Linked DNA regions of Homo sapiens: regions 2 and 3 are each linked to region 1. Evidence: chromatin loops called from intact Hi-C (ENCODE). Cell type or tissue: OCI-LY7. All regions are shown on one strand. Each heading gives the region's core, and the rest is flanking DNA. Links, peaks and the distances in the headings are about the cores only. Region 1 has its middle 34 kb from the start of LGSN. Region 2 overlaps EYS (eyes shut homolog). Region 3 has its middle 120 kb from the start of LGSN.

Evidence for each region. Hi-C counts contacts between places; a loop is a spot of excess contacts. Peaks named below come from ENCODE experiments on the same cell type or tissue, not always from the same donor. Only the 100,000 strongest peaks of a DNase experiment are listed, where the experiment ranks them.
Region 2: it touches region 1 in a loop (4-fold over the local background); 24 of 110 quality-filtered maps call a loop at or near these places.
Region 3: it touches region 1 in a loop (4-fold over the local background); 6 of 110 quality-filtered maps call a loop at or near these places.

Annotation. Positions count from the first base shown.
Region 1 is chr6:63,350,882-63,356,295 of GRCh38, reverse strand. It overlaps a transcript of LGSN not described here. Among named protein-coding and RNA genes, the nearest start is that of LGSN, 34 kb to the right of the region's middle. RefSeq lists enhancers at 3,054-3,143, 3,244-3,513, 3,584-3,693. In OCI-LY7, for the core only: CTCF peaks have their summits at 3,109 (motif pointing left), 3,935 and 4,138 (motif pointing left); DNase peaks (open chromatin) are centred at 3,055, 3,365 and 4,115; H3K4me3 peaks cover 1,445 bases; H3K27ac peaks cover 1,429 bases.
Region 2 is chr6:63,800,024-63,805,437 of GRCh38, reverse strand. All of the region lies in intron 37 of EYS (eyes shut homolog), which reads left to right. Among named protein-coding and RNA genes, the nearest start is that of SCAT8, 4.1 kb to the left of the region's middle. RefSeq lists an enhancer at 5,223-5,292. In OCI-LY7, for the core only: a CTCF peak has its summit at 2,623; a DNase peak (open chromatin) is centred at 2,637.
Region 3 is chr6:63,439,028-63,444,441 of GRCh38, reverse strand. It overlaps a transcript of LGSN not described here and the pseudogene LOC642554. Among named protein-coding and RNA genes, the nearest start is that of LGSN, 120 kb to the right of the region's middle. In OCI-LY7, for the core only: CTCF peaks have their summits at 2,373 and 2,573; DNase peaks (open chromatin) are centred at 2,061 and 2,611; H3K4me3 peaks cover 1,209 bases; H3K27ac peaks cover 1,027 bases.

The DNA of each region.
Region 1 (5,414 bases), core at 841-4,840:
AGTGCTGGGATTATAGGCATGAGCCACTGTGCCTGGCCTGCTTTATTATTATTTTTTTAAATGTGGACTATGAGTTGAATTGTTTTTCCCCAAAACGATAACTTGAAGTCCTAACCTTCAGGATCTCAGAATGTGATCTTATTTTTAAATACAGTGTTTGCAGATGTAGTCAAGATGAGATTATTAGGGTGGGCCCTAGTGCAATATAACCGGTGTCCTTATAAAAAGGGGAAATTTGGACATATATATATAGATGTGCGTAGAAGGAAGAATATGTGAACAGATACAGGAATAACACCATGTGAAGACAGAGTACTGGCGAGGTCCAGTGGCTCACGCCTGTAATACCAGCACATTGGAAGGTCAAGGTGGGTGGGTCACCTGAGGTCAGGAGTTCACAACCAGCATGAGTAACATGGTGAAACCCCGTCTCCACTAAATACAAAAAATATTAGCCAGGCATGGTGGCACATGTTGTAATCCAAGCTACTTGGAAGGCTGAGACAGGAGAATTGCTTGTACCTGGGAGGCAGAGGTTGTGGTGAGCCAAGATTGCACCATTGCACAACAGCCTGTGCATCAAGAGTGAAACTCCGTCTCAAAACAAAACAAAAAGACAGAGTACTGGAGTGATGCATCTACAAGCCAAGGAATGCCAAAGATTGCCAGCAAACGACTAGAAGCGAGAGAAAGGCCAGGAAAGATTTTCCTCCAGGTTTCAGAGACAGCATGGCTCTGTGGACACTTTGATTGAACTTCCAGCCATAAGAATTAATGACACAATAAATTTCTGTTGTTTTAAGTTACCCAGTTTACAGTACTTGGTTATGGCAGCCCAAAGAAATGAATACACCACCTGGCATAGGATGTACTCTTTTTGTTGTTCAATTTCTGCCTGCCTCTACTAGACTAATTACCATGAGGAAAGAGACAAAGTACATTTTCTTCACTTTTGTGCCCCAAGTACTTAGAACAGTGCCCAGCACTCAATACATATTTGCCAAGAGAATGTAGGGATATTTTATTTTTCATTTTTTTTTAAATTGATACATAATATTTGTATGTATTTGTAGGGTACATGTGATATTTTGTTATATGCATAGAATGTGTAACCATCAAGTCAGGGTATTTAGGATACACATCACCTTTTCCATTTATCATTTTTATGTGTTGGGAACATTTCAAGTCCTCTGTGTAGCTATTTTGAACTATACAATACATTGTTGTTTACTGTAGTCACCCTTCTTTGCTATGGAACTTTAGAAACTATTCTTTCTTTTTCCTCCCCTACACCCACACCCACACCCATACCCTTCCTAGTCGTTAGTAATTGTCATTTTACTCTGTACATCCAAGAGATCAACTTTTTTTTTTTCTCCCATATATGAGTGAGAACATGCAATATTTGTTTTTCTGGGTCTGGATTATTTCACTTAACATAATGATCTCCACTTCCATCAATGTTGCTGCAAATGGTATTATCTCATTCTTTTTTATGGCTAAATAGTATTCCATTGTGTATATGTATCATATTTTCTTTAATCATCTGTTGATGAACACAGGTTGATTCTCTGTCTTTGCTGTTGTGAATAGTGCTGGAATAAATATGTGAGCGCAGATGTCTCTTCAACATACTGATTCCTTTCCTTTGGATAATTGCCCAGTAGTGATAGATCATATGGTATTTCTATTTTTAGTTTTTTTGAGAAATCGCCATACTGCTTCCATAGTGGCTGTACTAATTTACATTCCCATCAACAGTGTACAAGAGTTACCTTTTCTTTGCATCCTCACCAGCATCTGTTATATTTTTGTCTTTTTAATAATAACTATTCTAACTGGGGTAAGATGGTATCTCATTTTGGTTTTAATTTACATTTCCCTGATGATTAGTGACGTTGAACATTTTTTCATGTATTTGCTGGCCATTTGTGTGTCTTCGTCCAAGAAATGTTATTCAGACCTCTTGCCCACTTTTTAAAGGGATTATTTATTTATTTTTTTTGCTGTTTGAGTTCCTTATGTATTTTGGATATCAGTCCCTTGTCAGACAAGCAGTTTGCAAATATTTTCTCCCATTCAGCAGGCTGTGTTTTCATGATATTGATGGTTTTCTTTGTTGTGCAGAAGCTTTTTAGTTTAATATGGTACCATTGTCTATTTTTATTTTTGTTACCTGTACTTTTGAGGTCTTAGCCATAAAGTCTTTGCCTAGACCAATGCCCTAAAGTGTTTTCTCTAGGTTTTTTCCCTAGTAGTTTTATAGTTTGAGGTCTCATGTTTAAGTCTAATCCGTTTTGAGTTGATTTTTATATGTAGTGAGAGATAGGGGTCTAGTTTCATTCTTCTGTGTATAAATATCCAGTATTCTTAGCACCATTTATTGAAGACGGTGTCCCTTTTCCCAATGTATATTCTTGGCAACTTTATAAAAAAAATCAGTTGCCTTATATGTAGACTTATTTCCAGGTTCTCTATTCTGTTTCATTGGTCTATGTGTCAGTTTTTGTATCACTGTAATGATGCTTTGGTTACTATAACCTTGTAATATATTTTGAAGTCAGGTGGTGTGATGTCTGCAGCTTTGTTCTTTTTGCTGAGGACTGCTTTGGCTACTCAGGCTCTTTTTTGGTTTCATGCAAATTTTGAGATTGTTTTTTCAATTTCTGTGAAAAACATTATTTTTTCTTTTTTTTTTTTTTTTTTTGCTACAAACTGCTTCTTTCTAAAAGAGAAATCTAAGTCCAGGTATTAATGAAGTAGGAAAAATTTCAATAATTATAAGAGTATAGTAGAAAACTTCACCTTACGTTCTGTTATGGTTCCCTACAAAATACTCTGTGATAGAAGCTATTTCTCTGGTAGGGAGAGTCTTAAACATCTGTGAGCATATCCAGGAAGGCACTGTTGCCAGGGATGGGAACATTTTCTGCACAGGAGACCCTGTTAGGTACTAAGGATCAGGTTTTCCTGTGTGTCTCAGGATGTTGCCTATTGCCTCTTGCCTGTTGGGTCTGCAACAGAAATCTGCAATTTCTGGCCAGACTGCTCAATTTCCTTCCCCTTTGGTGTTACTGACCTCTGCTGTTAAAAAGCAGCGCCTCTGCTTGCCTCTAAAGCTACTCTCTGGTTTCCAACCATTAAAACATTCAATAACCAATCTCATCATTCTGGAAAACAAATATCCTGGAGCTCAAAGGCTACAGAGACTTTTCCAATTATTTCCTAAAATGGCTTTTTAGATTTGAAAGTTCTTCTGTGAGAACCAGGGTCACGTGTCTGTCTTCAGCGTTACAGAGAAAGACAGATGGAGGTTGTTGCGCTCACAAGAGAAAAGGAAACTTAAGGCAGCTTCCCCTTTTCTTGACCACCGGATGTGTCTTCTGCAACTTCTGTGAACTCCAGTAATTGAGGTCATATTGTGGCATTAAAAAAAAATCCAGCTGTTTGCATGGTTCCCTTAATCCTTACTCTTATCTAATTCAACCACCTAATCTGGCCAAGAAATGTGAGGGGAACAAAATTCTATCCCTTTGTTTGAGAGACAGATGAACAGTCTCTAACATAACCCACAAATAAAACTGTGTGTCTGTGTGTGTGTGTGTGTGTGTGTCTGTGTGTGTGTGAGAGAGAGAGAGAGGAAGAGAGAGAGAGAGAGACAGACTGGAGTGCGGTGGTGTGATCATGGCTCAGTGAAGCCTTGATGTCCCAGGTTCAAGCAATCTTCCCGCCTCAGCCTCTTAAGTAGCTGGGACCACAGGCATGTACCACCACACCTGGTGAATTTTCGTATTTTTTGTAGAGATGGAGACTCTCTATATTGCCAGAGCTGGTCCCGAAATTCTTGGTTCAAGCAATCCTGCCTCAGCCTCCCAAAGTGCTGGGATTCTAGGCGTTAGTCACTACACCTGGCCAAACAAAACATTTTTAAGATTATTGATCTTAGTGGAGTCCTTGTGATAAGGCATAAGCATGACATTCCAAAATAGAAAGAATACAAAACAATGGATTTGCGCATAAATATCTCTACTAACATGTGAGTTTTGGAAAATTCCCTATTTCATGAATCATTAGCTTGTAAGTTTTGTTTTGATGTTATACAAGCATTTCTAAAACAAGTCTGTGTAGATGTTGCCACCTACTGTTTGCCTAGAAACATCCTTCATATAATTCATTTCATGTAACAATAGTCTTTTTTCTAATTGCATTTATTTTCCAGGAAGGTCATTTCTGTCTCAACCATTTCTTGTTTTAAAATTATTTGTCTATTTGTTACTTACTCTTAAGTACCATATCTACGAGGTCATTACAAGAAATTCTTTCTTTATACATTGGAAAATCCTGAGGCAATGACACAATTTTCTTTAAATGTTCTCTGATATATTGAAACAGTAAATCAGTCTCAGGTTTAAAAAGACTATACAGTATATGTCATTGAAACATCATTTAAAAAATTATTAGTCTCCATGTAAATCAAAGTGGTCAAGATCATTAGATTGCTGTTAGTTTTATTTTGACATTCATATTTAAGATATTTAGGCTGAGTGTGGAGGCTCATATCTGTAATCTTAGCCCTTTGGGAGGCCGAGGTGGGTGGTTCACTTGAGGCTAGGAATTCGAGACCAGAGTGGCCAACATAGGAAGACCCCGTCTCTACTAAAAATACAAAAAATTAGCCTGGCATGGTGGCGGGCACCTGTAATCCCAGCTGCTTGAAGCTGAGGCACAAGAATCACTTGAACCTGGGAGGCAGAGGTTGCAGTGAGCTGAAATCGCACCACTACACTCCAGCCTAGGTGGCAGAGTGAGACTCTGTCTCTGTTTCTGTCTCTCTTTCTCTGTCTCTCTCTCTCTCTCTCTTCCTCTCTCTCTCTCTCTCACACACACAGACACACACAGACACACATACACACACACACACAGAGATATTTATAAAGCAAATATCTGCTTTTTTTCCTTCCTTTTGTCTTAATCTTTTCAGGCTGCTATTAGAAAGCACCATAAACTGGGTGGCAGATAAATATCAGAAATGTATTTCTCACAGTTCTGAAGTTTGAGAAGTCCCAGAACAAGACACTGGTAGCTTTGGTGTCTGGTGAGGGTCTGCTTCCTCACAGACAGGGTTTTCTCACAGTAACCTCACATGGTAGAAATGGGAAGGGATCTTTCTGGGGTCTCTTTTATAAAGACACTAATCCCATTTGTGAGGGTTCCATTCTGATAACCTAATCGCCTCTCAAAGGACCCACCTCTTATGTTAACCTTGGGGGTTAACATTTCCACATATGAATTTGGGTGGAAGAGACACAAATATTCAGAATATAGCACTGTAAATAGTTTTGGATGTTAGTGATTGAATGGCAAATTCTTTTTTATTAGGATAAAAAACCAATTGTTTTACTTACCAATTGGTC
Region 2 (5,414 bases), core at 520-4,519, 450 kb before region 1:
AAAATGGAAATGGTTGTTGCCCTCAAAGAAAACCATTCTAAATTAAAGGAGCAAGAAATTAAGAAAGTACTCAGCCTGTAACAAAGTACTCTAGTGCCCTGGAATTGGTGGGAAATCAACTTATAACTTACATTTGTCTCTCTTAAGTAGAAACTAGTTATGCATGTGCTAAGTCAAGGAAAATTACCTATGTTTTACTTTTAAGTCTGCAATCAACAGTTAAGCAATTAATCACCTAACTTCTCTGAGTTCAGTGTTTTCATCTGTGAGATCAACATATTGTAACAGAAAAAGACCTTTCTCTCAGCTGTCAGTGGTTCTACGGTGCTAGGGTAAATAACATATTCTGTTTTTTTCAACTCAATCAGTGACTGTCTCTTAATACCAAACACTCTTTTCTGTATCAGCATATGTCTGAAAGGAGCCTACACCCCAAATGAAATGTGGTATTTCAGACTCCCACCATGTCTGCTAGGATGGGGTACTCTATCATGTAAAGTACTATTCATTCTACCTCCAAAATTTGTTTGAATCTCTTCCCCATCCCTATGCTGAAACCTCATGACCTCTTCCTGACTGGTCTCCCTACTGATTTCCTGCCTGCAATTAATTATCCACATTGTAATAAGAGTTAGCCTCTTAAAAGGTTTATTAGATCATGTCTGAACCTTGTTTAAAACCCATCTGTGGCTTTTTACTGCACTTAGAATGCAATCCAAACCTCCTTATCATGTTCTCAAAGGGCCTTCAGGATCAGATCCCAGTCTGCATCTCTGAACACAACCAGGCCACTCTCACTATCTCTGTGCTTTTCTCCTACAGCTCTTCTTCCAGTGCCTTAACCACCAAGTGCTTTCCTGTCTCAGAGGTTTGGTGCATGCTTTTTCCTCAGCCTTGACAGGAAATAGCTATCATAGTGGTCAAGGGAGCAGGCTCTAGAGACTGGTGATGTAGACATGAATCAGTCTCCACCATGTGCAAATTATGTGTCAAGTTACTTAATGTCTTTGTGCCTCTATTTTCTAACCTATCAAATGAGTATAGTAACAGTGTATTTCCTTACAGCGTTGTGAGGAATAACGAACTTAATACATGGGAAGCTCTTAAAATATTGTTGGACTCGGCCAGGCGCGGTGACTCACGCCTGTAATCCCAGCACTTTGGGAGGCCAAGGTGGGTGGATCACCTGAGGTCAGGAGTTTGAGAGCAGCCTGACCAACATGGAGAAACCCCGTCTCTACTAAAAATACAAAATTAGCCAGGCATGGTGGTGCACACCTGTAATCCTAGCTACTTGGGAGGCTGAGGCATGAGAATCGCTTGAACCCAGGAGGCGGAGGTTGCAGTGAGCCGAGATTGCAGTGTTGCACTCCAGCCTGGGCAACAAGAGCAAAACTCTGTCTCAAGAAAAAGAAAAAGAAAAAAAATCATTGTACTCAATAAACACGGTAGTGTATCTTTTCTCAAAAGGGCCTTCTGTAGCCACCTTCACCAAAGTAAGTCTTGTCCCACCCCATCCAAGTTATTCTCTACCTCAGCTTCTTATTTACTTCCTTCATTGCCATTACTTTAATTTAGTATCCTTTTATTTATTTTTAATATAGTTGTTTCTTGTCTGTTTTCACTAACAGAATGGGAGCTTTACATAGAAAGAGATCAAGTCAGCCCTGTTCAACTTTATACACCCATGCTTAGCCCAGTGTCTGACCATAATCAGTATTTAATGAATGAATAAAATAACCACAATAAGAACAAATAATTGCATGAGATATAAGTCCACAACAGAGCTTCACAAGGATTCCTAAAGAGTGGTCATTCTTAGGGATTCTCAGTTCAAATGCTATGTCCTCTATTAGTATTTCCCCAGCGGTTCCCCTCCTCGCAACTCTTCCATCAATTCCCCTTTGTCTGAGCATGGACAGCCTGTTCTGCATTAGGATGTGGAGCCTTTGTTACAGGCTTTGGCTGGCTGCAAAGTTCTAAATTTCTCTTCTCACTTATAGAAATGGTGATTTATCACTGTATCACCCACAAAGCTTCTCTCCAATGGTTTTAATAAATATCTATGAATGTGCCCACTATAGCGCAGGAAGGGAAATAAAGAATTCCTACTCCTAACCCTTTACTCTGCACACCACTTATCATATATTTATCAATTAAACCCTTCTGATTTGAAAAAAAAAAAAGCCTGGCAAATGAAAACTTCAAATGAATATTGCAGACCCTAGGTCTGTCTTGTTTCAAAACAGATATTCTAAATCCTGATAGAGTCAAATAGGGAGAACCCAAGCAAAAGACAAACACCTGGACCATGATACTGAAATACTGCCACCAAAACCCTTTAGTACGCATCTACCAAATTCTCCTTCAAAATCTTTAACACACACATAAAAAATATAAAGCAATGTTTTAGCCACCTCATTTCTAAATTGTGAAATCTTACATGTGACATTTTCTAGTCCTCTCTAGTATTTTGCTTTGTATGCAGAGGAATTAATGCTAATTCTACATTTGCATTTATAGGTTTATTGCATGGTTAAATAAAGGTTAGATAACAGATTGATAAACTGTGAAGTTCATTTTCTAAAAACTGAAAATGAGAGCTCTAAAACATACAGTTGCACATTGCACCACATGAGGGAGCAAGAAGACCAGCTGAAAAATACAAATCATACTAAAGAGCTTTTTCTTTAAATGGACACAATAATTGTACATATTTATGGGGTATAACGTGATGTTTCAATATACAATATATTGAATCATGTATATTGAATATATACATATTGTGTAATGATTTAAGATAGAGTTTCTCCAAATAAGAGCTCTTCACACATATATTAAAATAACATGAATGTGCTTGTTAAAACTCTAGTTCCCAGGCCTTCTTGAATCAAAAATTAGAATAAAATAAAATAAAATTTTATCAAGAATCTTAGGTGCTTTTTATGCAACTAATATTTGTTTTTTTTTTTAATTTTACTTTAAGTTCTGGGATGCATGTGCAGAACGTGCAGGTTTGTTACATAGGTATACATGTGCCATGGTAGTTTGCTGCATCTATCAATCTGTCATCTAGGTTTTAAGCCCCGCATGCATTAGGTATTTGTCCTAATGCTCTCCCTCCTCTTCCCCTCCTTATGCAAGTAATATTTGAAGGCAACTACTGAAAATCTCCAGGAGCCAGCTAAATTAGACCACATGCAAGTATGGACTAAGGTATGTAATTATTGGCCATAATATCATATATAGGGATTATTCATCAATTTATATAGCATAAAGCTATGAATTAAAGAAGTGAGTCTTTTAAAACATATCGTTATTATTAACCATACAATTTACAATTATCTATTCTATAGAAGAAATGACCCAAGTCAATGTTATTATAGTAGTACATATACATTTAGATGTTATTGCCTAGTAATATTGATCTTTAACCTACATATTGGTTGTTACTATAAAAATCACCATACCATATGCTGCCTTTATCTTCCTCAGGTGAAGAGATGCACAAAGTCCCAGAGTTTATAAAATAACTTGAGTAAGCCAACCTCTAATTTCTGATATGTCCATAAAAAAGCAAGGGGACAACACTGATGATAGTCTTCTCTGAGTCTTTCAAAGCTGAACACTCATTTTGCAAATACTGCCACCAAATACTGCCACCACCATTGAGCTCTCTGGAAATATCCTGTCAAACACTTCATCATGAAAATGTCCCTTTGACTTATGATTTTTACCTAACCTAAGCCTCTTCCTATGCTTCTGCAGTCATATTTGGTGTTTTCTTCATTAGCTTCTCTTCCTTTCCTGCCCTCCACTCTCTTGTAATGTACATCTTAGAGACTGGCTCTTCTAGAACCCACCCTATATATCCCACAGTAGTCCACAGATGAATACATGACTTCCCCTCCTGTATCCCTTCTGTTGGTAACTGTTATAAACATTCTGCTTCAGCCAGAAACCCAGGAATCATCTCAATTTTTCCCTTTCATTCATTTGGACAAATATTGGTTGGGCACCTAGATAAGGCCTTCTTTTAGGTGCTGGGGAAGCAGTTATTAACAAGACAGACGAGGTCCTGGTCTCTCTCCATTTCATCCCCCATGTTCTATGAAACACAAGATCTCTCCATTTTACTTTCCAGTTACTTTTTGTTTTTTTCTCCTTCTTTCTATTCTCATTGCTCCTGGCTTCTCTGTCACACACTATTGCAATAGCAATAGCCTCATTTCTAGTCTCTCCGCTCAGTCATGTCCTTCTTCCCCTCTATTCTCCTCTTTGTTACATGGGATGGTTCTAACATACAAGTCCAAACATTTCTTAGCTAATCAACATGTTTCATCATAGCATACCACCTAAGCTCCTCTGCATAATATACAAAGACACTTATCAAGCCCCTACCCATTTGCACAATCTCCTTTGGTTTCATTCCACCCCATACTTGGCAATATTAGCACATGTGTACATCCTGTGTCATGTGACTGTGTCCCCCACTTCTGTGCAGGCTGTTCCACCTTCCTGAGCCACCCATGCTTCATAGGCATGCCTCCAAAACACTGCCCTTTAAGTCTCAACTCAAAAGATCATTCTTCTTTGAGTCTTTAACTCTTCCAGAAATTTTTGTTTGTTTTTTGAGACGGAGTCTCGCTCTGTCACCCAGGCTGGAGTTCAGTGGCAGGATCTTGGCTTACTGCAACCTCCATCTGCCAGGTTCAAGTGATTCTCCTGCCTCAGCCTTCTGAGTAGCTGGGATTACAGGCACCCACCACCACGCCCAGCTAGGTTTTTTTGTATTTTTAATAGAGACGCGGTTTCATCATGTTGGTCAGGCTGGTCATGAACTCCTGACCTCAGGTGATCCACCCACCTCAGCCGCCCAAAGTGCTGGGATTACAGGCGTGAGCCACTCCGCGCCCAGCCTCTTCCAGAAAAATTTAACAATTAATCTCACTGCAGTTCATTGGTAACAATTCTCATACCTTTTAAAAACTATCTGGATATCTTGCAAACCAGAACCACTACATTCCTTTTATATCAATAGTGGCTGTCACATATAAATACTCAACAGTTTTTTAAAGAATGAATATAAAAATGCATGGTCCCTGATGTGGTAAAACTTACAATCAATTTAGAAAAGCAAAACACAGGTACTTAAAGTTTTGTTAATTAACAACACTAAACCAGGAACCATGTCTGGCACACACAACCTCTATCACAATGTCTAATACGTATCTGGAATATAAATAGCACTGAATGCAAAGATATACGTAAGTGATAGAAAACGTGGAAGTCAGAAAGTAGAAATCTCATCCAGTGAGAACCGTCAGAGAACAGAACACATCCTCCAATGTGTTTCTCATCCTTCCCTTTCACTTTGAGCAATCCTCCACAATTAGTGCTACAGCAGCCCAGCT
Region 3 (5,414 bases), core at 742-4,741, 88 kb before region 1:
GTGTAACAGTCTTCTTGCATTAGTAATCATCTATCAATGATTTTAGTCTATCACACATTGGGAAAGATTTTCACTGTCTACATCATTAATGTGTAGTGGAGAACACAGAATTTGAAGCTAGCCTCCCTGAGTTCAAATGCCAGCTCCATCCCTTGCCAGTTTTGTTATCTTGGGCAAAGAATTTAACTCATCTTTCTGTTTCCATATCTATTTTTTTTTTGAAAAAGAGATAACATACTACTTAGAGTTGTTGAGAAGATTAAATGAGTGAATACTGAAAGCTCTCAGACAGTGCCTGGTGCATAATAAAGACTCGAGAGGCATCATCATCCAGTAATGAAACAAGCCATTACTTCTAGATGATAAAAAATTCTCTGGGTGACTCCTATTATGAGTTGGTTAACTGCTATTAGTTAGGACAGTGGCATTTTTTGTTTAATTACTTAGATTCCTTCAAAATAGTTAGATAATTCCCATACCCTATTGGCATGTTTCATAAAGGTCTCATGACACTTTTTTTTTTTTTTGGTGACAGCTGACCATTTAGTAGAAATGAGCCTTTACACAGCTTTGTGTAACAACTAGAAATGGCTATGTTTTCTTTCTCCCCACCCCCAAGCCTATTCCTTTAGGCATGCAGGTAACTGTCCCCCACCACCTCCCATTTCTCCTCATTCCACCAGGAAACCCTGACTAAGGAATGAAGAAGTCCTACAAAGAGGAGGTCTCAAGTACCAATCAGCAGCCATTTGATGATGGCAGGTAGGTCTGATGCTAAAAAGAGTTTGTGTCCAGCAGAGCCCAATTCCATAGGAATCCAAGCTCCAAGGCTGGGAGGCAGCAGGTGCTGGGGACAAGCTCACTGCTGAGAGTCGGTCTGGAGGATCTCATGGTGGTGCAGACCCTGGACCACATTGTCACAGATGGTGTTCACGCTGGTGCAAAGGTGAGAGGTGACAATGTGCTAGCAGCCCTCACTTGCTCTTGGTGCCTCCTCGGCCTTGGCATCTGCTCTGGCCGCACTTGAGGAGCCCTTCAGCCCACCGCTGCACTGTGGGAACCCCTCTCTGGGCTGGCAGAAGCTGGAGCTGGCTCCCTTTGCGTGCAGGGAGGTGTGGAAGGAGAGGCGCGGGTGGCAACCAGGGCTGCGTGCTCGCGGGCCAGCACCAGTTCCAGGTGGGCGCGGGCTCGGCAGGCCCCGCACTCAGAGCAGCCTGCCAGCGCCACTGGCGCTGGGCAATGAGGGGCTTAGCATCCGGGCCAGTAGCTGTGGAGGGGGCACCGGGTCCCCCAGCACTGCTGGCTTGTCCGCACCCGGCTTGAATTCTTACCAGGCCTCAGCCACCTCCCCATGGGGCAGGGCTCAGGACCTGCAGCCTGCCATGCCTGAGCCCCCACGCGGTGGGCTCCCACATGGTCCGAGCCTCCCTGACGGGCACCGCCGCCTGCTCCACAGTGCCTGGTCCCATCGCCAAGGGTTGAGGAGTGTGGGTGGGTGACTGGTGGGCAGCTCCACCCGTGGTCCTGGCGTGGGATCCACTAGGCGAAGCCAGCTGGGCTCCTGAGTTGGGTGGGGATTTGGAGAACTTTTATGTCTAGCTGGAGGATTGTATATGCACCAATCAGCACTCTGTGTCTAGCTCGGGGTTTGTGGATGCACCAATCAGCACTCTGTATCTAGCTAATCTGGTGGGGACTTGGAGAACTTTTATGGCTAGCTAAAGGATTGTAAATGCAGCAATCAGCACTCTGTGTCTAGCTCAAGGTTTGTAAATGCAGCAATCAGCACTCTGTGTCTAGCTCAAGGTTTGTAAACGTACCAGTCAGCACTCTGTGTCTAGCTCAAGGTTTGTAAACACACCAATCAGTGCTCTGTGTCTAGCTAATCTAGTGGGGACTTGGAGAACTTTTATGTCTAGCTAGAGGATTGTAAGTATACCAATCAGCACTCTGTGTCTAGGTCAGGGATTGTAAATGCACCAATCAGGACCCTGTCAAAACGGACCAATCAGCTCTCTGTAAAATGGACGAATCATCAGGATGTGGGTGGGGCCAGATAAGGGAATAAAAGCAGGCTGCCCGAGCTAGCAGCAGCAACCCGGTCAGGTCCCCTTTTGTGCTGTGGAAGCTTTGTTCTTTCTCTGTTTGCAATAAATCTTACTGCTGCTCACTCTTTGGGTCTACGCCGCCTTTATGAGCTATAACACTCACCGTGAAGGTCTGCATCTTCACTCCTGAAGCCAGTGAGACTACGAACAAACGCATTGGGAGGGACGAACAAACGCATTGGGAGGGACCAACAACTCCGGACATGAGGAACAAACAACTCCAGATGCGCTGTCTTTAAGAGCTGTAACACTCACAGCAAAGGTCTGCGCCTCACTTCTTAAGTCAGTGAGACCACAAACCCACCAGAAGGAAGAAACTCCGGACGCATCTGAACATCTGAAAGCACAAACTCTGGACACACCATCTTTAAGAACTGTAACACTCACCGCGAGGGTCCGCAGCTTCATTCTGGAAGTCAGCAAGACCAAGAACCCATTATTCCGGACACAAAGGGGCAGCTGCTGTAGCTGTGTCACCTGACAAGCAACCAGCGCCCCCGCTGCACAAAGCAGCAGCAGCAGCAGTTTCAGCACAGCCCAGAAACGAGTGTGCTTCCGGGGGAGTGGCTTGCAGGGGCAGGATTCGGACTTAGATTTGGGGGCCTAATTTGTTTCCTTGGTAGGTATGATCTGCTCCCGCTTGGCTGCTTTGAGGGCATCATACTCCTTTCTCTGGCACTCTTTCTCCTCTGCCTTCTCCCGCTTCCGCATTTCCTCTCCTGAGCTTCCTTAGCTCGCTGCTTTGCCTCATACTTCTCTGCCTCTCGTTCTACTTCCAACCCTGCTGCCTCTCCCACTTGTGGTCTGTCTGTACAGCCTTCATGTGTTGTGATGCCTTGTTTGCATGCTGTTTCCATGGCTTCTCACCCAAGCAATCACCTGCCACCTTGGCCAGGCCGGGATCCAGAGGTTATTCTTCAGGTCCAGCCACTTCAGGTTCTTCAGCTGAGCAAAGCTGACGACAAGGTGACCAGCCTGTTGTTGAGGAGAGCCAGGTGCTGGAGGTTGACCAAACGGCCCAAGTCTGCTGGTGGGTGCTGCGGCTTGTTCTTTCTAAGGTCTAGCTTCGCCAGGTGTGTGAGGCCACAGAAATCCGACGGGAGAATAGTCATTATTTATTTTTTTGAGATGGAGTTTCACTCTTGTTGCCCAGGCTGGAGTGCAATGCGCAATCTCGGCTCACTGCAACCTCGGCCTCCCAGGTTAGAGCGATTCTCCTGCCTCAGCCTCCCGAGTAGCTGGAATTACAGGCATGCACCACCACGCCTGGCAAATTTTTTTTGTATTTTAGTAGAGACAGGGTTTCTCCGTGTTGGTCAGGCTGGTCTTGAACTTCTGACCTCAGGTGATCCGTCCTCCTCGGCCTCTCAAAGTGTTGGGATTACAGGCGTGAGCCACCGTGCCCGGCACAATAGTCATTTATTACAAGACAGATCCAGTGTGGTAGTCTTTGGAAGGGCAGCCAGCTCCTTGACCGGGTCTTCATCCAGGTTGCTGAGGCTCAGGTCCTGTTTGTTGCTGTCCAGCTGGTGGCGGAGGTTTCCGCCCTCGCTATCTGCGTTGGTCATGGTGACGGTCGGCTGAACGGACCTGGCTCCAGGGTTTTGATGGGTGGGGGTAAATGAGCTGAAATGCCGCTGGTCAGTTCAGCGGGCCCCCACCCAACCCACCACACCTGAGCCCTCTGTCGCCTCTGGTGCCTACACCTTGTTAATTTTAGACAAATGGATATCTAGGGAAAGGAGAAACAGGCAGTCATAGCTGTAGAGTGCCTGCTCTATACAGGAAGGAAATTGTTTGGTACTGGGGAAGGTGATACTATTGTAGAAAAACCGGGTTCTCAATACACGATCAGGAAAATTTAGGCAGACAGACACATTATAGGGTTTATTCGGTGAAGAGAAAAAAAGGAAAGAGGAATTCTCAGCAAAGTGAGAAAGAGTCCTGATAGCAGGTTTCCTGCCTCACAGATTGAATGCCAAGTCACCACACAGGAACTGAGGAGGCCAGGCTCCTCCACCTACAAACGGCCTGAACTTCGCGAGGCTCCACCCCGTCCTCCCAGGGCGTAGGTGGGCATTATGCAGGGAGAATCAGTCAGGAAAGGGCAGCCTTCATCCGGGACCAGCAGTCTGGTTTTAGGCTTGAAGGCAGCCAGGGTTTCCCCAGGGTCCCTTGGCTGTCTGCTGTCCCTATCAATACTGACATACAAAAAACTCAGAACTTACAAGTAGAATCTGAACTCCATGAGGACTTAGAAGACTGTTTTAGTGGTGGAGGAACCTATGTTTGTCTTTTTAAAACAGATACCAGCACCTGGAATATAGTAGACAATAAATATTTTTTGAATGAATGTTGAATAAATGAAAAATAAGCACAATGAACAAAAAGGCAGAGATTTCAAAGCTAGAAGAGATGTATAAATGAAGGGCTATAGAAACATAAAAGAATGGATAATAAATTCTGACCACATTGGAGTATGTGTATATAGAGAGAAGGTTCGATATCTGAATTGGACCTTAAAGAAGAGTAGAGCTTTGACAAATGATGCAGTGGGGTGGGACTTAAAGGGAGAGCTTTTCTACCAGAGGGAATTCCAAAGAACTAGAGAAGTGAACATGCATATTTAGTCTGGGAAAGAAAATAGATGGGGGGAATTAGAATTGAGAAGAGGTGGAGGACAAGAGTGGTTGGAAGGCAGTGGCAGGAGATGTGCCTGGAAAGACTGTTTGGAACAAGAATGTAAAATGACCTCCTGTCCCATACTTCAGACTTTATTTTACAGGCATGAAATTTAAAAAAATTTTTTTTTTTTTAATGAGACAGAATCACACTCTGTCGCCCAGGCCGGAGTGCAGTGGCACGATCTGGGATCACTGCAACCTCCACCTCCCGGTAGCTGGGATTATGGGCTCACGCCACCACGCCTGGCTAATTTTTGTGTTTTTTTAATTATTATTATTTTTAATTGTATTATTATTATACTTTAAGTTTTAGGGTACATGTGCACAATATGCAGGTTAGTTAACATATGTATACACGTGCCATGCTGGTGTGCTGCACCCATTAACTCGTCATTTAGCTATAGGTATATCTCCTAATGCTATCCCTCCCCACTGCCCCCACCCCACAACAGTCCCCAGAGTGTGATGTTCCCCTTCCTGTGTCCATGTGTTCTCATTGTTCAATTCCCACCTATGAGTGAGAATATGCGGTGTTTGGTTTTTTGTTCTTGCGATAGTTTACTGAGAATGATGATTTCCAATTTCATCCATGTCCCTACAAAGGATATGAACTCATCATTTT